2 separate regions of the Homo sapiens genome follow, and region 1 is linked to region 2. A link is a loop called in an ENCODE intact Hi-C map of the cell type or tissue named here. Cell type or tissue: heart left ventricle. All regions are shown on one strand. Each heading gives the region's core, and the rest is flanking DNA. Links, peaks and the distances in the headings are about the cores only.

Region 1 (9,664 bases), core at 2,668-7,667, 120 kb before region 2:
CATCCTATGGTGACACCCTCTAAAGAATCTAGAATTAAAGATTTGTTAAAGTTATCATGCATTTTAGTATGTTTAGAGGCCACTTTCATTTACAAGGGTCCATTTTGGCCCTTGTAAAACTGGTTTTATTACTTAAGTGCCAAATGTTAATCATTACAGAACCCAAGGACAGTGTTACAGTGAGGCTCTAGGTGTAACAGATTCAGAGCCAACGCAGATTTTTTTTCCATAAATATTTGATACTTGAAAAGTATTTCATATAAGCCTGAAAGTACATGTAGAGTATATTTTTCAATCATGAATACACTAGAGACAACTTCAACACGGAATGTATAAAAGCTTTAATTCATTATTTTATCATTAAGATAAAAATGAGACTAAGATTTAAATTTATGTTGGCTTTAGATGGTTCTATATGATTAGTTTTTTTTAATCCTTCAAGTTAAAAGTATCCTAAAAAATAGAAGTAACTGAGGATAATAACTGAAGTAATAAATTCAACTGTGTGCTTTGAAATGATAAGGACAAAATACCTACCAGTGGCTCCAGAACTGACAATATGGCAAGTAAAACTAAGAGCCCCAAGGCCATTTTTAATTGCTCTACTTAAATGAATGTTACCATTTCCATTTGACATCAACTCTACCTTGACTATATTCTTCTAAGTCTTTTGTACTGTTTTTTTTTCAGCCTTATTATAAAATAAATGCTATTTTAAATACAATGGAAGTTCTGTCTGTAGCAGAAAATTAAAAGAGCCAGGAAGAGATAATATAACACTCAAAGACCAGCCTAAGGCATGATTGTATAATCTATCTTGAGAAGATCATCTATTTCACTACCCAGAGGGGGTTCCACAAACCCTGAATCAGGGTCACACAACACCTGTGCCAAATCCTTGGGGAAAATAAAGTTAAGCCATAAGTGAGGACCATTTATTTATTACCTTGATGTACAACAAAGGCCAAGCCATTCCATTCAGGAACACCTCCCATAAAAAGTTGGAGGGGGCCAGTGTGGGCTCACATCTATAATCCCAGCATTTTGAGAGGCTGAGGCAGGAGGACATTTGAGCCCACGAGTTTGAGACCAGCCTGGGTAACAAAGCTAGATCCTGTCTCTACAAAAAATTTAAAAATTAGCCCAGTGTGGTGGTGCACAACTGTGGGCCCAGCTACTCAGGAGGCTGAGGCAGGAGGATTGCTTGAGGCCAGGAATTCAAGACTGCAGTGGGCCTGTACTCTAGCCTTGACAATAGAGAGAAACTGCATCTCAAAAAAAAAAAAAAAAGGTTGGAGGAAAATTAATTTTCAAAAAAAAGTAATAGCTAGATTCTTGATGATCCTTCATTTTAATTATAAAACTACATTTACATTGAGGTAGAGTTTACAAATAGTCTAGGACACAGATTAATTATTTCTGTTCCTAACAATTATAATAGAGAAATGCTGCTGATAGAGGCAGGAGGCAGACAAATGCCTAGGCAGATAGGGAAGGGTCCCTGGTGAAACCTCACCTTCAAGCCTAAAACAGCCTGAAGGCTGAAGACCGGACTGCTGGTCTCAGATGAAACCCAAGACCCAAAGGGAGAACATCTGCCCCAGTTTGCCTGCCCTTTCCTAATTGATTCTTTCTGAATAATGCCTTTTAACCAATGGAATGTTGTCTTTTCCAATACTACCTATGGCTTGCCTGGGCATGCCCACATGTGCCCTGAGGGAACTGGGCGGAGCCATCAGGAATTTGCGCCTTATGCAGGGAGGAGCGTAGCCTCTTCAGCTCCTGTATGGTGGCCCTGGTATTCAATTTGTGAGGTGGAAACCTTCTTGCAGGACCCTTTTCTTTGCTGAGAGCTTTCCTTTAGAGGTTAATAAATTCCACCCTCCTCACCCTTCAATGTGTCCATGTGCTTAATTCTTTCTGGTCATGAGATAAGAACCCAGATTTAGCTGAACTAAGGAGTCAAAATCCTGCATCACTGCTATTTTGGATTTTAAATCATTATACAAAACCAGAATTAAACATACTGAAATACTGTTAAGTATGAATCAGAAGTCACATTATTAAATAACAAATATCTGAACCTTACTTATAATTTCCTATTACAGCACAAAAATAAGTAAAACTTGAAGAACTTGGGGAAGCCTTCAAAGAATAGGCCAGAGACCAGAGACAAGAAGATTTGGGTCCGAATCCCAAATTTGTAATTCATACTTACTGATTCTGTGACCTTGAGCAAATTACCTTAAACTGTGATGCCCTTGATTTTAGTGCCTGTAACAGAAATGATTATAAAACCACAGTTCTATTTTGGGGATTACATGAGATAACATTTGTAAAGCACCTGGCCTAGTGCCTGGCACACAGGAGATGATCCCAAGTAATAGATGTTTTTCAAACACTTAACATAATTCTTTGGGATTAAATTTCTCACATTTGGACTTGCTGCAAAATTGCACACGTTTAATACAGCACACAGGAAAACCTATTTATCCATTCTCAAGTTATTCCAGAAATAAAAGCCAAACACATATTCACTTTCCCACATCCAAATTTGGGAGAAATGATAATTTGGCTGTTTATTTCAACTTTTATGTCTGCAAAACAGCTTTCCAACATAAATCCAAATTTGACATGCCATTGGCTTGCCACAAAAAAATCAGTTACTTGGCTGTCTCTCAAAAGATTTTACTAAATACAGCTGTGAAACTTCATGACAAAAAAAAGTGGGAATGCACAACTAAGCAAAAATTTATCTGAGTATATACACTTAAAATCATTAATGATTAGTACTACAGACATATTTTCCTTATAAGCCAAAATAATTCAATGAAGAAATAAAGCAGCCTTTCAAGGTTAAAGGCATCTGCTTGATGAGAAAATAAACTGAAAATATAATGCATGTGTACACAAAAAACTGACCTTTTCTCCTAAGGATCTTGGCAGAGGTGATCCTTAGATCACAAAATTAGAGGTGAAAGAAGCTGGTCTCATGGGTTACTCAGTCATGGACCCTCCATTCAAGAGCCCCTTCTTACAATATCCCTGTTAGTCACCCAGCCTCTACTTAAATAATGTTGGTGACAGGGAAGTCATTACTTTTCAAGTCACCCGTTCCATTATTTCACAGCTCTAATTGACAGGAAGAACTTCATTAAAAATAAAACCACCAAGAAACTTCAAAGAACAACAAAACTATTGAAGTTTGTCTTACCACTGAATTATATAAAATTAGTTAACTAAAAAGCCCAGGTCTTTTTCTATGAACTGCTGTCAAGGCTGATATCCTCTATTTTTCACTTACGCACTTTCTCTGACTTTGATCTATTATTCCACGGAATATAACAATAGTTCACTGATTTGCAAAATAATAACAGAGTTGCATTAAAAAGTCATGAAATCTTAAGTTGAATAAATAGAAAAGCAGTATCAAGTTCAAAGGAACTGATACCCTCAATGTACCCAAAATAGGGAAGTCACATTACAGTCCAGTTTGGAACACCATTCTGCAATAAGGCACAATGGTACATCAACAGACTTCCAAAGAATGGTCATTCTCACTCTTGAGAGATTGAGAGATGGCAAAATATGAGGCTCAACTGAGGAACTAAGCATATTTAGTTTGGTTAGTAGTTGAGAAGGGAGGTAAAGATACACCACTCATTTATTCATAAACCTCTACTGAAGAACTTCTGGGTACCAGAAGTGTGCAAGTAAAAGATTAGTAATCCTTCTATGAGAGCTTAAAAAATTAAATATAAAATGATATTATTAACAACGCACAGGATAGGAGAATGTATTTGTAAATCATATTATCTGATAAGCGACTTTTAACCAGAATCTATAAAGAAATCTTAAAACTCAACAAGAAATGACCCAATTAAAAATGAGCAAAGGATCTGAAAAGATCTGAAAACGTTTTTGAAAGAAGATATGTAAATGACCACCATGAACAAAAAAAGATGCTCATCATTAGTCGTTAGAGAAATGTAACTCAAATCCACAAGTACCACAGAAGCAGATTATTTCCCTGACCCCTTCACAGGCGGGAAATGGAGTGCACTCGTGCTGGTGCTGGCAGGGGCGAATTCTACTCACTGACTGCTCCAAACCTCACAGGAGGGGGAGTGCATGTGAACAGGTGCAGGAGCTGGGGCGAGCGCTTTTGGGGAGGAGCAAGAGCGAACTCTGTACTGGCCCTGCAGCAGGGTTTAGGGTACAGTGCCCGTGATCCGAAGCCCCAGAGGAAGTGCAACAGTGCCCTTTTAGCTTTGCTGTCTGTGGATGGCTTAAGTGTTAACAGCTCAGTGGACGGTCAGTGTGACAACCGTTTGCACCCACACTTGTGGCACCCAAGTTCTTCTCTGGCGTCCAGAAGGAATGAGGTCACACGAACGAACTGAAGACAGTAAATGCAAGGGATTTTATTCCTGGTGAAAGTGGCTCTCAGCGCGAAGGGGAGATGAAAAAGGGACAGGGCAGGAAGGTAATGTTCCCTTGGAGTCCAGCCGTCCTGGCCAGAATCCTCTCCAAAGCAACATCATCAAACTGTCCCTCCGAGGTTAAGCTGCTTCTTTCCGACATCCAACCATAGTCTCCGATGTCCAGCTGCTTCTCCCCTCTGCTGGCAGAGCTCTGGGGTTTTTATAGGCACAGGATGGGGGTTGGGGGCAGGGCCATGGGTGGTTTTGGAAAAGGCAACATTGGAGCAGAAAACAGGAGCATAAGTTCTCACTTTGGGCTGCAGTTCCAGGCTCTTTGGCTTGAGGATAGGGACTTCACCAGGGACCCGTCCTTTTCTGCCCAGAATTTCCCTGCCTCCTGTCCCTATCACCACCTCATACCCATTGGGGTGGCTAGAACAAAAAATATGGACAATAACAAGCACTGGCAAAAATATGGAGAACTGGGAATGCTCATCTGTTAAGTCAGTGAACTGTACAATGTGTGGATTATATCTCAAAAAAGTTGCCTTACAAAAGGACCCCCCAAAAATGATACTCTGTACAATTTCAGTAGGGAGACCCAAATATCAACACTTAGAAGAATGAGAAAATGAGATTTAGGGACAGGATAAATATGACAGTCCATCATTTAGATGTCCATCATTTAGATGTGGTGAATAACCAGAATGAACTGTGTCACTACTGAAGACCCTTTGTCTCTGCCAATTCAGGAGAAAGTTGAATAAGTTTCTGAACTAGCTGCCATAGATGGAATGCAAATAAACCATTTGCATCTGTTGAGTCCTAGGGTCAAATACAATTAGAAAATACTACCCGTTTATGTAACTGGTATGTGTATAAAGACAAAGAGCCTGAACATTGTAATACAACACTTATTTTTCAATAAAGGGAACAGCACTACTATAAGAGTAATTAGTTTAAAACTAACATTATGAGTCAGAGTCCCACTGCCCTACACATTTTAAAGTTTATTTTGAATATATGAATATACGAGGAACAGCCACCAAATCTTTAATACTACTTTCTTAATCTCTGCTAATCGCTCTGCTACAGCCTTCCTGCTAAATGTATTCCAGTGTATGTCCTCTGACCACTGGGAATTGTATCCATTTTATGTACCCATATTGGGGTTAAAACAATAATAACAGGTTCACAGCTAGATTCTGAAAAAATCTTTTCAGGCAAGGTCAAGTAATCGATCTTACAGAAAACCAATGTTGTAGGGATAATGCCGGGTACCAGCAACCTACAGGTGTGCTAATGGTTTAAATGAATCCGCCTTCTTTTTAAGACAGTTACTACTTGTCAAGAGCCATATTTTCTTGTAGGTTTGGTCTAGGTTAAATCAGGTTTTACTAGGTCCATGTTGCTGTAAATTTTTTATTTTTAAATGAGAAGTGAGGAAAAAATGGTTAAAGTCACACTTTTTCAACAACAGAAACGATCATGATTGTCTTTGTGTAACAGATGAAAAAGAAAACACATAAGAAGAAAGAAGCTTTATAAATATCACATCAGTGTATACAAGAATTTTGAGAAAAAATTAGAAAAGTGTTACTACTTTCCATTCAACAAATGTACTAAGTGACAACTATATGCAAGACACGACACCTGACCCTTGAGAATCACACTTTTTCTCCTCCAGGAGTTTACACCTCACATTAAAAAAAAAAAGGAAATTACTAGGGAGTACATAGAAGATATGTGAGTTAAGTTTCCAGAAATGGTAAATCATTAGGAATTCAGAGCAGGTCACTTTTAGAGGGTGTTGGGAGCAGGGCCTGGAGGCACAGAACACTAATTTCAATTTCAATCACTGAAAGATATTTGTAAGGAAGCTTCAGAAGCAGAACTTGTAACAAGGAAAAGAGTGCAAGTTGCTTATGAGGGAAATGCAGGGAGTATAGGAAGGCGAGGAGGTAACACAGGAGGAAAAGGCAGACAAAAAGGGTGCTCTCCCAGCCCGCGCCCCCAGGGGACAGGGTCTCAGAATCCCGAAGGGAAACGCTGGAAGTGGCGCAAGGAACATGCCTCAAAATCATGCCTCCTGAGGAATAACAGCAACAGGAGAGCCACTGGTTGAGAGCTTCTCCCAGAGAATGTGAATTCCAGCCTACAAGCTGGTGGGCAGAGGAAACTTACACGGTTCTAGCACGAAAATTCACCCTGGAACATGGAAAGATGCAGAGCACAGAGGGCAGGGGTGGGCACTGACAGTCAGTGGAGGTCTCATTCTTAGACACTGCCAAATCTCTCTCCATGGAGTGGGACCCTCGGGCACTCACACCAGCCAGGTACTTAAGGGCTCTTTTTGCCCTTGTCTTTACCAAGAGAATTCACCAAGATTTTAAATGTTTTCTGATCTATTAGGTTAATGGTATCTACTGACTCCATGTTAGAAAAAGCTTGCTTGCTTGAATGTAATTATTATTTTGCATGAGTTTGTAGATTATTCATCTAATACAGCCTCAGGAAAACAGGATGTTCAAGAAAGATAAAAGAAAATACCAGCAGCGCTGGGAATGGGCTGACCAGCCTGTTAATAGCCTGTAGGAGGCCACAAGACTTTCACCAAGAAAAAGCAATGATTAACAGCCACCTGATACTATGCATGTTCACAAGAATGCTCTGATCATCATTTCCCCTATTTCCCTTAAAAACTCCTGATCTAGATTCACAACTTAGAAAGGCGGTCTTCAAACGCTAGTTCACTGACTTCCTGGAGTTGCTGGCTTCTTGGAAAAAAAAACTAACTTTCCATTCACCAAAACTTGTCTCTTGAGTTTTTGGTTTTCAAGTGGCTCAGACCTGAGTTTAGTTACATAGTGCCATTCTAATTTGCATTTCTCCTATTATAAGTGAACTTGAACACCTTCTCATAGGTCTAAAAGCCATTTGCGTACCGATTTACATGAGCTCTCTGTCCCTGTTTTATCCCTTTGTCTCTTAAGTTTCTCCTGTGTTCTCTGATTTTTAAGAATCCTTTAATATTAGGTAGATTATCCCTTTATATATGATGTGTTGTAAACATTTATTCCCAGTTTATGATTTGTCTTTTGGTTTTGCTTATGGTAGTTTTCTTCATACATAAAAACTTTTTCTTGAAAGTTTTTATGTTGCCACTGGCAAACCTGTCAATCTTTTCTTTTATTTCATCTTGGTTTTGAGTTATAGAAAGGCTTTCTTTATATCCAATTTATAAGTGAATTTACCCACATTTTATTTTAGTATTTATCTGGCTTCACTTTTTTTCTTGATTTTTCTTTTCTTTTTTTCTACAATTAGATGTCTGACCCATCTGGATTTTATGATGGTGTACGGTGTACAGTATGTCTCCTACTTCATATTTACCAAATGATTATCTAGGTGTTCCAACACAACTTATTAAAAGTCTAACTTTTCAAATAAAAAGAAATGGGCCATCAAGCCACCAAAAAACACAGAGGAACCTTAAATGCTTATTGCTCAGTGAAAGAAGCCAATCTGAAAAGACTATACACTGTATGATTCCAACAATATGACATTCTGGAAAAGCCAAAACTATGGAGACAGAAAGCAGATTAGTGGTTGCCAGAGATTAGTGGGACAAAAGGGTGAATAAGCAGAGCACAGAAGATTTTTAGAGCAGTAAAACTTGTTTTATGTATGATACTGTAATGCTAGACACATGTCCTTACATACTTGTCAAACCCCATAGCATATACAATACAAACAGTGAATCCTAATGTAAACTATGAACCTTCATTAACAGTAATCTCTCAATATTGCCTATGCAATTACAACAAATACACTACACAAATTCAAGATTTTAAGAACAAAGGAAAACTGGTGGGGAGAAGGAATATATAGGAACTCTATACATTTCATTTGATTATTTCTGTAAACTTGAAACTTCTTAAAAAATAAAATCAAACTAAAACAATGTAGTACTGGCATAAACACAGACAGAGTAATGAAACAGAATAGAGAGCCCAGAAGTAAACCCTGGCATATATGATTGAGTAATTTCTGACATGTGTGTCAAAAACATTCAGTGGTAAAAGAACAGTCTTTTCAACAAACGGTACTGAATAAACTGGATATCCACGTGCAAAAATAATGAATTTTCACTCTTGCCTTATATCATAATCAAAAATTAACTCAAAATGTATCAAAGACCCAAATGAAAGAGGTGAAACTGTATCACTCATCATGACATTGGATTTGGCATTGATTTCTTGGCTATGACACTAAAATCACTGGTAACAACAATAAAAATAGATAAAATGGATTACATCAAAATATAAAAATTATTTGTATCAAAAGTCACAATCAACAAAGTGAAAAGGCAACCCATAGAATGAGAGAAAATACTTACAAATCATGTATCTAATAAAGAGTTAATATACAGAACATATGAAGAAGTCCTAAAAATCAACAATAACAAAAAATCCAATTATAAAATAGCCAAAGGACTTGAATAGACATTCCTCCAAAGAAGATATACAAATGGCCAAAAAGAATATAAAAAGATGCCAAACATCATTAATCATTAGGGAAACGCAAATCAAAACCCAATCAGATATCACCTCATGCCCACTGGAATAGCTAATATCAAAAAAAAAAAAAGAAAATAATAAGTGTTGATGATGATGTGGAGAAACCGGAACCCTTTCACACTATTGGTGAGAATGTAAAATATTATAGTCTCTGTGGTAAAGAGTATGGAAGTCCCTCAAAAAGTTTAAAATAGAATTACCCTATGATCCTGCATTCCATTTGAGTATATATCAAAAAGAATTCAAAGCATGGTCCTGAGAAATCTGTATACCCATGTTCATTGCAGAATCATTCATCACAGCCAAAAAGTAGAAGCAACCCAAGAGTCTACTGATAAATAAATGGACAGACAAAATGTGGTACATACACATACAATGGAACATTATTCATCCTTACAAAGGAAGGAAATTCTGACATGCCACATGCATGAACCTTAAGGACATTACCCTAAGTGAAATAAGCCAGTCACAAAAAGATAAATATTGTATGATTCTCCTTATATGGGATACCTAGAGTAGTCAAAATGAGAGGCACAAAGTAGAATGATAGTTTCCGGTGGCTGGGGGATGGGGAGGTGCTGGGAGTTAGTTAATGGGTACAGAATCAGGTTAGCAAGGTGAAAAGAGTTCTGGAGAATGGTTGCACAACAATATGACAAA
Region 2 (9,664 bases), core at 2,541-7,540:
AGAAAGATAATGAAGGGCAAGGGAAACAGCCTAGTTATCCTTTAAACAAATACAAATTAGCCAAATAACATAAAACCACCTCGCTCACCTCCATTAAGCAGGACCTGTAAGTCACCATCACGCTCTATCTAATGTGCAGTATATGTGACTGTGTGCTTATGGCTAGTGTGGTATACAGAGGAATATTTACCCTTGGATGAATTCAACAATTCAAAGTCAGACATGAAAAAAAAATCAAAAATGATTTCTACCTTCTCTGCTAACTTCAGATTTTACCTTCTCTGCTAACTGGGATAAGAAGCTCTCCAACCGCACAGGTCTGGGAAGGGGAGAAAAAGAAGCCAAATCCCTGCTGTCTCCTCCCCATCTGGCCCCGCCCATCCAAGATCACAGCCATGGAAGCCACTACGGTAAGATGCCTCTTCTTCCACAGAAGCAACCACAGTAAGATGCCTCTTCTTTCTGGACCTGTGCAGATCCTAAGGGTCCCCTAAATTACCAGTCCCAGGGAACAAGGAATGGCAACCACTTGCTTCTCTAGCTTTAAACTATTCACGAGAGGAGTCTTCCTCCAAACACCCAGTGCAGGCCACTAGATCCGCAGGACTTTCAAAGATGGTCTGAGTCTTCAGTTCAGAAAGACAACAGGTAGCAAAGTGCTGAGCAGCCACCTCCCACTTCCCACTCTGCCTGGTCCTGCAGACCAGTAAAGGGAGTGGCTGCTTTGAGAGGGACTCCAGAAAAGCTCCCTGCCTTCCTGACTTCCTACATCCTGCTCATCCCCAGAAACAAGGTTCCCAGGTTTCAAGCCACACCCTCTCCCTGTCTGTCATGCTCTGCAATGGCAGGAACCAGGCCCCACATATCACCTAATCCCATGTCAGCTCTTGGTCTGTGCTTAAGTAGGAGAGGAGGACTTGCCTGGTAGAGCTGGACTGGGAGGGCTGGGCTGACAACACGGCAGACCTCTCCCAAATCACTACCACAGCCTCAGACTGCAGAATGAGGGCCTGAACCTCACACGCTTAAGCAAAACCAGAGCTGTCCACAACAGGTAACATTGCAAATAAGTAGTGTATGGTTAACATTAACTCATCCCACACAACTGGAACTCTGCAAAATAACCAAGGAAATAATCCTTAAAATAACCAAAGAGATTTGGTTCGATTCACGACAAGAGCTTAAAAAGACGAGCTCATTTTCACCTTGCCTCCCTTATACATCTATAGGAGAAAAGAATGATGATGTGCTATGAACAAGAATCTCTTTTCTTTCCAAAAACTCTTTGCTACAAAGTATGGTACTAGAACGGAAGTGGGGGGGGGACATTTTTGCTGATTTCTTAAAAGAAAATGAGTGTGATAAATACAGCTAATTTCTAAGAATTTATCATCAAAATTTTATATAAGCACAGCCTTTCTGCTTCACAATATTTATTAATACTCCAGCAAGCTTGTCCAACCCATGGCCCACAGGACACATGCAGCCCAGGAAGGCTTTGAATGTGGCCCAAAACAAATTTGTTAACTTTCTTAAAACATGGGTTTTTTTGGTGATTTTTTTAAGCTCATCAGTTATCATTAGTGTTAGTGTATTTTCTGTGTGGCCCAAGACAGCTCTTCTTCCAACACGGCCCAGGGAAGCCAAAAGATCAGACATCCCTGCCAGAGATTAAACTTACTTAGTATATCCTATTAAAAAATTCACCTGTGTTGCACTGAAACTTTTTCTCTGTATTCCAAATGGTATCAATTTGTCAGCACCAAGAAAGAAAATTCAAAACTCTATTTTGAGGACCTATAGCAGCTATATCAAATAAACTGAAAATTACTGTGTACTACCACAGACAAATATGAGCATATTAGAACTATTTTATCATTCCATCCAACACTAAATTAGAAGAAATAGGGACACCAGCTGAAGTACACCTTTGCTGGCTGCTGCGTGCTCTTTCTGTATTTCTGAGGAAGTATGGCACCAGGTGAACAGGGCAGCTCCCAGACATCTTTCAGAAACCAAAGCCTCTGTGGCCCTTTCTGTATACAGTTACTGCTAACCATGCACTGCACTGGAAGGTAATGTCAAAATAAAATTTAAAATCTGTTTGCATCCTCCTTCTGAGTACACGCATTCTTTCCATATTCATAAATTCAGCATCACCATCAATACTTAACATTCCCGGCACAGACACCACTTGCAAATTTCCCCATGCAGCCCCTCCAGGGCCCACTTCAGACTCATTTGAATTGGAATGAGTATTTCCAGGTGCTGTCACTAATGCCAAGACTTCAAGGATTTCCCATACCAGAGAATCTCTGTTTCCTAGATTATAGCACATATTCCACAGGAATCAAGTTTTCGTTGTTGATGTTTGTGTTTTACCAGAGCAGCAGCTATGTCCAAACTGGTCACGAACCTCCAGCCTTACCTCCTGCATCTGGCATGTGGCCAGGCAGCCGCTGTGTCTCACTCTTAACCCTCCAGATCCTAAATCTGGCCCCTCAGGTCCCAAATTTAGTGTAAAGCCCTGCTCGGCATGAAAAGAATTGGAACAACTCATTCACAACCTGGATCATTTTTCAGTCTTCCGAAGGAAGAGACAATTTTAGCAGATCTCAAATAAAAGAATAAATGTATTGGGCTCAATTCCCAGTAACTACACTGATCAATACATCAAATGAAAATCATTTCTTGTGTGAAAAAAGAAAAACAGCACATCTTATGTAATGTGATGATTTTATAAATAATTATGTTGGCATCAAAATCTGTAAGGCACTGATCCCCACTTTATAAAGGATGGGGTTAGGCAGACACAAGCCCCCGATGTTACTATAAACTAAAGCCAGTGTGTCAGACCTAAAACCCACTGAAAATTGATCCTGGCCCAAGCATGTGTATGCTGCAGAGGCCAGGGTGCCACACAGCAGCAGGGATCAATGCTCCATTGTGAATCGGGCTTAGCAGACTCCACAGGCTGCTGTGTGTTCCACAGCATGATCCCTGAAAGGATAAAAATCACTAATTCTGAACCAGGAGAGCAGGAGGTTTGCCCATTTTAAAGCCAAAGCTACCAACTGGCATTACAGAAAGGAAGTTGGAGGAACAGAAAGAATCAGCAGGCTTCAGACAAACAGATACTCCTGACAGCAAAGCAGAGAAGGAGAGAGAAATGGGAAGTCCATCACTCAGGATCTGCCCACCAGACTCTCCCCATGGAGCACATCTGGCCTCACATGGATCCTGCAGACCTCACCCCAGGTTAGGAAGAAGAGTCAAGGCCAAACAGGCAAAGCCCAGGTAGCTGTTAACAGGCAGGGGCCCTGCAAACGTTAGCTTAACATCCAAATCAAACATTTACCAGAAAGATTCAACACCAATCTCCCAAGACGGAGTTGCAAAGTAGTCTCACAGTTTTGCAATGAATCTCAACAAAACAAATTCTACAGTTAAAACTCCAATTACTTATTTACCATAAAGTTAACTGACAGCATGACCAAAGATTATTAAAATAATTCCAGGCCGGGCACGGTGGCTCACACCTGTAATCCCAGCACTTTGGGAGGCCAAGGCAGGCAGATCACGAGGCCAGGAGATCGAGACCATCCCAGCTAACATGGTGAAACCCCATCTCTACTAAAAATACAAAAAAATTAGCCAGGCGTGGTGGCGGGCACCTGTAGTCCCAGCTACTCAGGAGACTGAGGCAGGAGAATGGCGTGAACCCAGGAGGTGGAGCTTGTAGCGAGCCGAGATCACAACACTGCACTCCAGCCTGGGCGAGAGAGTGAGACTCCGCCTCAAATAATAATAATAATAATAATAATAATAATAATAATAATTCCAAATACATCGTTCTTAGATATTTTCATAATAACTCATATTTTCTCTTAATATTTTTAGTGTCAAGTATTGAAATATATATATTATATATATTTAAATTCACTGAAGCATTGTCAAGCTTTTTTTAAATGCCAACACTTTTATTTTTAAGGTTCCACGTTCACAGTGCAAGGAGAAATGGGACTAACTAAACAATAGTCCTATTTAACATTTCTATAAAGCTCTATAGTAAATAATATGCTTTAAAAAAAAAAGCATTGCCACAGTCTTGAAAACATGGGAAGACCCCAAGCCTACAAAAAATAAAATATTAGCCAGGCAAGATGGCATGTGCCTATAGTTGCAGCAACTAGGGAGGCTGAGGTGGGAGGATCCCTTTAGCCCAGGAGTTCAAAGTTACAGTGAGCTATGAAGACACCACTGCACTCCAGCATGGGCTACAGAGCAAGACCCTGTCTCAAAAAAAAAAAAAAAAATTGCCACAATCAAACTTCCCAGATAACCCAAATATCTAATGTTAAATTCAACTGAATCCAACCAAACCCAAAGCTTCTCACTGGTCTTCTTTTAATTTGTGCCTCCCTATTAATTCCTCCTTCACAGTCCTTTTACTGTGCTAGATGGAGTCAAGTTCATAGAAGTGGATAACTTGCCCAAGATCTTACCACCAACTTAGTGGTAGAAACAACTACACCAAGGTCCCCACCCAGCTCTGACTTGAGGTCACCTCCTGCAGTCCTGACCACTTTAAAGAGCACAGACTTTGAAGGAGACGGCCAATTCATTGCTGATTCTGTCACCGACTTGCTAAGCAGACCGTAGCAAGTTACTTAAGTGCTCCAGGTTTAAGTCCCCTCATCAGTAAAATGCAAATAATGGTGGCACCTTTCTCCCAGGCCAGTGTAAGCATTTGTGTGTGACAGTGCCTAGCATGCCTAGGGGCTCAAGGAACTATATACTGTTTCTGTAGTTATTATTATTCTCTCTCCCCTAAATATGAAAAATTCCTAGCACTAACCAGATTACCAAATTAAATGGCACAAGATTAATTTATGAAATGGGTACAATGCAACTGATGTATGAGAATGTAGATTACTGTTACCCGGGTGTAGCAGGTTGAATAATGAACACCCCAAGTCATCAAGTCTTAACTCCTGAAACTTGTAAAATGCTACCTTACTTGATAAAGCGGTCTTTTAAAATATGATCAATGATCCTACAATGTGGAGATAATCCTGGATTATTCAGGTAGACCCCAAATCCAATGACAAAGATCCTTAAAAGAGACACACAGAAGAGAATAAACCCAGAGGAGAAGGTGATGTGAAGACGGAGGCAGAGATTGGAGTGATGCAGCTATGAGCCAAGGCTCGCAACAGCCACCAGGAGCCAGGAGAGAGGCCCGGAACGGGGTGTCTCCAGAGCCTTAGGAAGGAGCGTAGCTGCTCACACCTTGACTCCAGACCTGGCCTCCAGAACTGTGAGAGAAGAAATTTCTGTGGTTGTAAGCTGGCAAGTTTGTGGTCATTTGTTACAGCAGCCCCAGGAAACTAATGCACCGGGGGAGAGTAGTGACTCATACAGCAAGAAATAAAAGGGGGCAGAGAAATATCCAGAGCTAGGACTGTCCTTCCTGCAGATATGCCAGTGGGGAGGAAAGCCTAACTGAAACTCAGACTTAAGATCCACGAAACTGTTCAGAAACCGCGGGCTAGAAAAACGGTAATTTGGATACAACAGCCAGTTTTCTGTCTCCTAAAAGGTGGACATTTGTTCCCCTGTAGGGTGGAGCAATCCTTCTGTCCTAGGAAAGCCACGCCACTGGGCCAGCCGCTTCTGCAGCCCCAATGCAGGATCTTGAACCAACAGAGGGGCTCCGGGGCTCGGTCACACAGGGGAGGTCAGCCTTTGGAGAATTGTTGTCTTCTCCAAGCATGAATTCAGGTTCTGTGTTTCTCAGGAGGTGAGCCTGTTCTCAGTCCAGCAGAGCTCCCTGCAGATGCAGGAGCAGTTTCCTCTGAAACCCTGACAGCACCTAGAGGCCCAGGTAGACACAAGTGCAGCAGAGGGGAACTGAGGGGCGCAGCGTCTTCCTCTAGGCACCTCTTGGGCCACAGCCTGGTGTGCATCAAGCAAGCTTACCGGTGCAGGCAGCAAGAGCACACAATGGCACAGCCAGCACCAGCAGGTTACTCCCTCCTGCAGCTAGTGAGGAAGCAGGGGAAGGGCAGGGCCTGGAGTGGAGAGACTGCTGAATGAGCAAGGGAACCAAGTCCTTCAGGGAGGGGAGCGGGTAGAGACAACGCACAAGGTGGTGATCACAAGGACATGGACTTTTGAGTTACTGAAGTCAACAGAATGTATTTGATAGCCACAGACTGATGAGGTCTGGTGACACTGAAGTCAGGAAATGCATTTGCAAGTAAAGTCAGTGCAATTCAGTCAACACTTGTGGGTTGGTGTGGGGAGCAAGTGGTGTGTTATGTGCTGGATTTGAAAGGGGAGACAAGATTGCTGCCTCCAGATTTCTGGCTGCGCAGAGCTCTGTAGGATGATCATGAAAAAGCCGATGTTAGAAATCACAATGATGGCAATGGCTGGCCTTCGAGGCATGCTAACTACTTGACAGTCACTGTTCTCAGCCCCGGATGTTTATTACCTCATTTGGTCCTCGCAACAGACTGTGAGGTAGTCACTATTCTCCCCGCTCTACACATGAGGCATCTCAGGCTCAGAAAGATAAAATAACTTACCCTTCAGCAAACAGCTAGACCAGGAGGAGCTAGGTTTCAAATCCAGATTGGTGGGCCCCAGAGTCCTGCTCCTAACCTCTGCAGTAAGTGTGAAAAGAAAGCAGGGTCAAGCATTATGAGAACAGCTAAGAGAGCAACTGACTTTACACCAAAGCAGGGTGCATTACAGGAGAAGGGTGCAATGGCAGTGACATGCAGATAGACGGTAAAAGGCATGTAGAAGATCCCAGGAGCAAGGTGGATGGATCCCACCCAGCACCTAAGCAAAAGAACTAGGGTGAAAGGTGAAGGTCAAGTGTGCTTCAAGAGTAGCAAATGCACAGTGCACAGTCCCCAGCTCGGGAGGGTGCCACAAGAAGGGAGGCCAAGAACAGCTCTCATCACAAACAGGCCTTTGCTTTCCCTCAAGAGGGCTTTCTATCACATGGGTGGCTTTTTTAAATGGCAGATTCTCCTGGGCCCTGTGTTAGCCTCTGGAATGAAAAATGTAGCAGGGTGCTACATTTGAATAAGCACCCCCAGATGATCCTGTGAACCCCAGGTTGCAGAAACTCTGCTGTGGCAACTGGGAGCATGCACAGACTTAAGCCACAGAAAGAAATGATGAGAGCTGTTGGGAGCTCTCACTGAAAGCAAGGAACTGAGTCAGGGGTTATAGCAAGGGACCCAGCAAAAGCTGGGATAGTGGAATTTCCATATAGTACTTTTAGTAAACTTACACTTGTAGAGACAAATTAAAGAATTATTTGAGACTATTTAGACCTGCATGAACTCTCATAGTGTAATCTGCATGCTAACTTTAGCGGTTCAGCTATGAATTACAAATTCAACCTGTCCAGGGGTAGTGAGCCATTTTTTATTTTAAGCTTGAAAATTGCCCCGTAGTAATTTTGAAATATTTTAACTCTATCTCAGAACATACATAAAACACAATGAGTTCACCTTATTTTCTAATAAAGACTTCAAAGTTCCTTTTCTTTTTTTTAACAATAACACTTACAAAACCTCAGTAGTGACTGAAGAATTACTTCTTCTCAACAACAGCTGAGTTAAATTCCTCTAATCTGGTTGAGGCCAAGAAATTCTAAACACTTGATTAAACTACTCATGCCACAGAAGGCCACAGTGTGTTTGGGAATGACGAAAATTAGAATGAACGAAAATATCTTTATTTAGTCTAAAATGTGATAATAATGCTTTAAGATTTGCTCAGCTCTTTAAGCATCCTTGCAAGAAATAGAGTTTATATCCTTTAGGAATGAGACTTTACTATTAAGTAACTGGGTATGAATCACCTTAAATTGGCTACCGCGCCAAGGGACACACAGTTGCTTGTTTATTCTGTTGCCTTAAAAAAAAAAAAAAAAAAGGAATTCAGAACTAAATTCTCAGGCCAAACAGCCAGTCAACAAAAAACAAACACTAAGATAACAGCAATGTTTAGCAGAAAAAAAAATCTAACATGAGGCAAAAGTTGAATAAGCAAAAAACATGTCTTCCAAGAAAGTGCTGACATCAACAATACTATTAATACAGCAAAGCTGAACTATGGTTAGAAACCCTGTTATAAAAGGATACCCAGACTTGCACTATTTTAAAAATAATGTTACTTGGTTCTAGAAATTTCTGAGTACCTAATTTCTGTCCCTGCATCCCAAAGAACTGAGCATAGAACTAAGCCTGCAGTAGATGATCAATAAACACACGTAGACGTGCTCAGTAGAGTTTAATGAATACCAAACATGTTTGTCTTAACCTCAGAATTATGCTTTGCTTTCATTCCTATGAAAGTTTGTATAACTAGAAACACAATCACAAGCACTTAAGTCAGATTTCAGTTTCATAAACATAGGATCATAATTTTGAGCCACACTGTTTACGAGAAGATATTACTTAGCTATTGGCAATAAACATTTTGAGTTTTAGGAAACCAAAGATTTCCTGGGTAATTCTGAGCTCTGGAATAAGAAATACTGACCAATATATATTTGGATTAAGATAAAAAGAATTTTACTTTGTTGTAGTTTTAAATACATAGCTTTTTAAATTGGCCTTGGTTTCATTCACAAATATGATCTAAATTTATACCTAAACCCCACTAATTTCAAGAGGACTGTCTATATTAACAATTTTTTTTAAAGGCAAAATATCCCATTTTTTAAATGCATTGTTTCAGGCCTGGAACGCTGCACTATTGATTAATGCTAATATGAGTTATTTATAAATGGCCTGACAGATGACCCTGAATTGTCCATATCTGGATAGTTTTAGGGAGTAAGCTTTTCACCTATCCACTACATGTGTATTCTCTTTGCAAATTTGTACTCTCTTTCAAATAGTGTGGTTTCTGAAATCTTTACAGGAAATCTAATGCTTACGTAATTAAAACTAACACTTTACATAAAATCTGTAATGCAGGCTATTAATGGATATGCGAGCTATGTATCCAGACCCACTGGACATTCCATAATCCACTTCATGATTCCTGCCTACCCAGCTTAGTGTAGATGAGTGCAATACATGAATGGAGAAGCAGGGACGGAAACTTTATTAGCAAAAAGTGACTTTTTAAGAAAACTGCAGCTGACCTCAGGTTGTGGCAGTGACTACCTATCTGTGTCTAATTTCATCCTGCTCACACCTTCCCACTAAAATACATAATTAAATTCCCATGCCAAAGAGAGTAACAAAACTGACTCTAGTAAGTCAAGAATCTGTCCACTTGGGGGAAAATTACCTCCCATGACAATATTGATCCGAAAGGTAAAGAAACGATTAGCATCCAAGTCTGAGACCCAGCAAAGGGACCAGAAGAGAACACAGAGAGAACAGCATTCTCTCACCAGCCCCACTTCACACCTCAAGGCCTCTGGAGGTCTTCCATGAACCAAGGCTTCTACTGCTGCTCATAAAAGTAGTCAATCATTCCCCCTTTACCACACATGTGCACACAGTTAAGTTTCTCTATGGTACAAAAACGCTATGAATTAAAAGATAAACGAAGGCTGGCACAGTGGCTCAACAATCCCAGCACTTTAGAAGGACAAGGAGGGTGGATCACTTGAGGTCAG

Evidence for each region. Hi-C counts contacts between places; a loop is a spot of excess contacts. Peaks named below come from ENCODE experiments on the same cell type or tissue, not always from the same donor. Only the 100,000 strongest peaks of a DNase experiment are listed, where the experiment ranks them.
Region 1: a loop joins it to region 2, with 1.9 times the contacts of the local background. A loop is called at or near these places in 1 of 110 quality-filtered maps.

The regions. Positions count from the first base shown.
Region 1 is chr18:7,720,552-7,730,215 of GRCh38, reverse strand. All of the region lies in intron 1 of PTPRM (protein tyrosine phosphatase receptor type M), which reads right to left. Among named protein-coding and RNA genes, the nearest start is that of PTPRM, 160 kb to the right of the region's middle. RefSeq lists an enhancer at 1,241-2,440. In heart left ventricle, for the core only: no CTCF peak of the experiment used is centred there; no DNase peak of the experiment used is centred there.
Region 2 is chr18:7,597,081-7,606,744 of GRCh38, reverse strand. The region is part of intron 1 of PTPRM (protein tyrosine phosphatase receptor type M); the gene reads right to left. Among named protein-coding and RNA genes, the nearest start is that of PTPRM, 35 kb to the right of the region's middle. In heart left ventricle, for the core only: a CTCF peak has its summit at 5,211; no DNase peak of the experiment used is centred there; H3K27ac peaks cover 1,984 bases.